Linked DNA regions of Homo sapiens: region 2 is linked to region 1. The links are chromatin loops, found by intact Hi-C in ENCODE. Cell type or tissue: heart right ventricle. All regions are shown on one strand.

Region 1 (2,500 bases):
TGGTTGGAGATGACCAAGTTCTCATTTGCAACTCTAGCTCTGAGCCAAGCACTGTCATCCAACATTGGATGACAATTCATTTCAACAATTCTCATTTCTAATGTGTCGCTCAAAGAGAACTGGTGAGGGGAGGGCTGGGTTCAGACACTGGTGATCCTTGGCCCTGCCACTCTCACAATAGTGCCCAGAGAGAAGCTCAGCCCCGGTCTCTAACTGAAGGGAATGAACACTGCATTCTCGTTCTGACAGTTCTCTCATTTCTTCTCCATTTATCTCTTTAAACTTTTCCTCTTTGTGCAAAAAGATAAAAATATATAAATAAACTGAGAAAAGGAAGATTGTGGTTAGGGTCCAGTTTAGAGCCTCAGGCGAACTGTCATTTTCTTCTGTTTTCAATGGATAGTGGGACAAGGACAATAGGAGGATGGGTCTTTCTAACCAAAATTCAGAAGCCTGAATTCTTCCACAGTGGTATGTCTATTAAGAAAAACATGGGAGAATGGTTTCCTTAAAATGTTATTTTTTCCTATTACGAGCATTTGTGATTTAATTCATAGTATCTCTGAAATGGAGTTTAAGAAAAACATATATATCGAACTATGTGAAAATTACTGAGTACAATATTTTATTTTTAGTAGTGCTACGGTCATCTCTTTGGCTTCTTCTTGGAAAGTTCTATACCATTATTCACTTTTTCTGTATCTACATGGGGATGCTCTTCCTTTCTCAGTCAGTGCTTTTCCTAAACTTGCCTGCAGTGCTGTAGTCAGCTCATTCATTCTTGTTTTCCAATAAGGTGAAGCATGCATTAATACTCATGGAAGACCCAGACATTACGTCTCTGTAATGTCATAGAAAAGGCTGACCGTTCTCCTAAGGGGTTCTTTTCCACAGTAACTGTGGAGTTGAAGTGGAGGAGAAGCTTGCTGGTGTCTTCAGGTCATCAGGTTACAGCAACACCTTCATAAATCAAGCAGGGCTCTTCCTTTGGTGAGCCAGTGAGTATCGAGGCTGGCCAGCTGCCAGCAGCCCGTGCTGCTCTCCTTCTCCCTGATCCAGGGACCTTGGCTACCACTCACTCTGCTTCTGACAGTTCATTGGCACCAGGACAGCAACAGCAGAAGACCAGCTGTTGAACACTGAGAGTTCTTGTGAGAAAGGTACCATCATCTCTGATTTGTAGACCGCTTTTTAAAAAAGCAACAGTTCATCAGGAATCGTATTTTTCTACAACTCTATGATTGAATCAGACTTCTAGGTTTGTGTACCCCTACATCAAATGGTGATCATTTAGAATTCTCTTACAAAGATATTATATCTATACAGACAACGCTACTCTGCTTAATGTATACATGCCCATCTGAAGAAATAGCTTCCAGTACTTTGTTTTTATTATTCTGCTTCCAAAGCCATGTGAGTTCCCTTGTACAGTTATGTGGAGTTTTTATTTCCCACAACTCAGCTACTCCTTCAGGAAACTGTGTACAAATAGGTTCTTTTTTAAACACACACACACATACGCAAACACACACACACACACACTGTAATACTTCACAACATAGAACAACAGTCAACAGTCAACGTAGTGTTCCCCTTGAATGATTAAAGACCCAACCCAACACCAGAAGCTGGCGAAGAGAAGGAAATACTCCCTGACATTTTATCAGCTGTAGAGACTTGTGAGGCATTTATTGTGAGAAATCATCACAATATGTCTTGATGTGGATTTGACTTAGGGGAAAAGCAAACACAATTTGGGTTAGGTTTGCTTTTATCATTTCAAAGAATGATTATGAAGATGTGAGAGATTCCCAGATCCCATTGTACCATTTCTGCTCTCAACATTACAGAGATCCCTAACCACAACCTGGTGCTTAAGCCAAGATCTATTCTCATAAACCTCTATCGCATCAGGTTCCTTAAATAATAGGTGAGGTCAGTGAAGATTATTTCATGAAACTGATCAATCTTCTTGAGAGTGGAAAATTCCACTGGATGGATACTCCCAAAGCTGATGTCCTCTTCCAACCAGCAAATATTTATTGAGAATACTTAATGTGCTAGGCATATTGTAGATACCCTGCTAATATAACAATGCTTAAAACAGATGAAAATCCCCTTCCTCCTGAAGTTTTTATTCCAGTAAAGGGGGACAAACAGCACAATTATACAAAGAAGTAATGCATACCATATTAAATGTCGGGAACGGCTATGGAAGAAGAGAGTAAGAGACTGTGAGGTGTAAGAGGATCATTGTCATTTTTGAACAGGATGTCTTAGATGATATAGAATAAATAAGAATTTTATACATATTTTTAAATACTTAATTTTAATGTATTTTAGAAGCTTTCAAATATAACCATGGAGGTTTTCGTTCGTTTGTTTTCTGGTTTGTTTGTTTTTAGAAGTTGTCAAGGGAAGCTTTGTCTATTCTTATAAAAACAATGTTGTATTTCCGTATTCATTCCCGGTCAACGCAGAAATTTGCAGAGAAGCTATT
Region 2 (2,500 bases), 520 kb before region 1:
CCCTTCCTTGACACATGGGAATTACAACTCAAGATGAGATTTGGGTGGGGACACAGAGCTAAACCGTATCAGCTAATGTAGGGACCTTACAGGTAAATAAACTGAGGGCTAACCAATATGCATATTTCCTCTCATCTATCCCACACCTGCTTGCCGTCTTTCAGTCTGCAAAATGACCTGCCTTCTCACTCTCAAAAGACCATCTCAGCATGATGAGTTGATGATTCTCTATCAATGGCCTCCTTTCCCTCTCATCCATTTCAAAATATTTGTATGTCTTCACTGGTATTTTTCTCCTTGTTTACCTCTCCAGAGGAAACAGAATCTTTCCACTAGACAAAGGCTCACCCCTCCATCGAGGTCCTGAATGCAATCTCTCTTATTTTTCTAACCTTCTAAGCATGTAATAATTCATCCAAACCGGAGGAAAAGGAAGCTATGATGGGAAGGCATAGGGGGCCATCAGGTCTGAACTGAGACTGCACTAGTCCAACCAAACATGCTATCTCCGACATGCCTTAAATCTCTTTCTTTACACCACCTGCCAATCAATAAATATGATGAAAAGATTCCATATTAAAAATGAATGAATAAAAGAACCCTTGATCTCTCTGATTTTCCTCTTTTATTCTTATCACCTCCAAAGTTCTAGGGAAGGCAGTCTATATCTGCTTCCTTCCCACTTCAGTTTGTTGAAATCTCCACCAGGTTCTGGATATCATTCTTGTAAAACTCATCAGTGGTTTAACTTCGGTGGAGCCTCATCCTATTTAATGTTATCCGAAATTTAACCACTGCCTACCTCTTCTTCTTAAAGCTATCTCTTTTCTTGAAATATGAGGAATGATTCTCTCCTGGCTCTCATCTCTCCTGCCTTTCTGCTTCTCGGATTTTGCTGATTCCTTTCTGTGGGGACATGGTTAATATTTGTGGGACTGTCAAACTCCTCATTGCAGCCATGGCTCCTCCAAAAGGTAGGGTTCTCCTTGGGCTTCTGATGCCTTCTCTTTCTGGGTCATTTCCACCAGCAGAGGGACCCCTTGAGGCGAGGGTGCTAATCCTTGTTCTGCAGACTATAAGGAACAGGCAGGGTTGTGTCAATACACTCGTGGGACAAGGGAGCCTGGTGAAAACCCCATGCATATGAGATAGGGGTGTGGCTGAGCAGGAGAAGGAGGACAGACAGCAAGGAGGCGAGTCGGCCTCTCTTCCAGTCCTCAAGTCTGCCCCAGTGCTTGTCCTACTGTGACTTGCCTTGGAGGAGTGAGGCATTGGAGAGGGAAAAGCTTGCATGAGCCAGGCCTGACCCTTGGGCTGCCAGTCTTCATGATACAAACCTGTATGTTTAGGAGACAGAGAGACCAGCAGGGGCAGCAGTATGAGCTGTTTTCATGAGCCCTAGTAAGTTAGAGAGGCCTTAAAATTAAGTCTACAATAAGATGATAGGCCTTCCTACTTAGAAAAAATAAGGATGCCCATCCATGTGAATAGATAGATATTCACAAAGGCAGTGCCCATGCTAACCACAGTACTGGCCGGTGGGAGGATCTCTGTTCTTAGCCTGGTCACACATTTCTCCTAGTGGACTCCAAGTTGGGTCACACAGCCCTATTGTCACTCCCTGGCTACTGAGCACAACTGCTTACAATCCACCCTGTCCCCATCCTGGGTAGCCTGGAAAATCCCTGTAATTATAAACAGGCCCTGTCTCCAAGCCATCCCTCTCCCCAGGGCCCCACCGCAAGGTGGAGACGGTGACTCAGCTTGGCCCCTGCTGGAGCTTATTTCTGTGGGCAGTCCCAGCAGGAAATCATTGGGAGTTGAGGCATTGGGAGGGCCTTCTTAGGGGCTGCTGGGTTCTGGACAGCAGGAGAGGGAGGAGAGTTGCTCGGGAGCTCTCCAAGCTAAATCAATCCTTTCCCTTTCAGCTCAGAGATAAAAACCTGGAGTGCCATTTGAGCGCTCAGCACCCAGGAATGTCCCCACACAGCTGACAGGCATCAGCTTCCATTTAGAATGTGTGAGATTGCTGGCTGCCAGACCCACCCCTGTGGTTTAGTGAATGCCAAGAAAGTCCTGGAAATGAAGGAATTAAATAGCCATAGTCCAAGCATGTATTTCTCACACTGAGAATTACTCAGCACCCTCACATAGCAGATCCGGATATGTGGGTTACAATAATCCCTTATATTTATATAGCACTTTTTAGTTTACAAAGCACTTTCAAGTCCATTAGTGCATGTGATCCTCCAGACGGCCCTATGAAACATCAGGGAAGCTATTATTAGTCTCGCCCCACTCTGCTCCCATAATTCTTTGTACATACCTCCTCTAAAACACTTATCACTTGGTTCTGTAATGACTTGCTTACAGTGTGTTACAGTGAAAAGAACATGGGCTTTGGAATCAAACAGCCTTGAGTGTGAAAGCTGGCTCTGCCATTTACCATCTGCCTGAGCTTAGGTTAGGTACTTCCTCTCTCTAAGTCTTAGTTTTCCTA

What was found. A loop is a pair of places that touch in the nucleus more often than their neighbours do. Peaks named below come from ENCODE experiments on the same cell type or tissue, not always from the same donor. Only the 100,000 strongest peaks of a DNase experiment are listed, where the experiment ranks them.
Region 2: a loop joins it to region 1, with 3 times the contacts of the local background. A loop is called at or near these places in 2 of 110 quality-filtered maps.

What each region holds. Positions count from the first base shown.
Region 1 is chr2:5,390,111-5,392,610 of GRCh38, reverse strand. No RefSeq gene overlaps it. Among named protein-coding and RNA genes, the nearest start is that of LINC01248, 300 kb to the left of the region's middle. In heart right ventricle, no CTCF peak of the experiment used is centred here; a DNase peak (open chromatin) is centred at 1,060.
Region 2 is chr2:5,914,769-5,917,268 of GRCh38, reverse strand. No RefSeq gene overlaps it. Among named protein-coding and RNA genes, the nearest start is that of SILC1, 17 kb to the left of the region's middle. In heart right ventricle, CTCF peaks have their summits at 1,020 (motif pointing right) and 1,724 (motif pointing right); a DNase peak (open chromatin) is centred at 1,870; H3K27ac peaks cover 1,658 bases.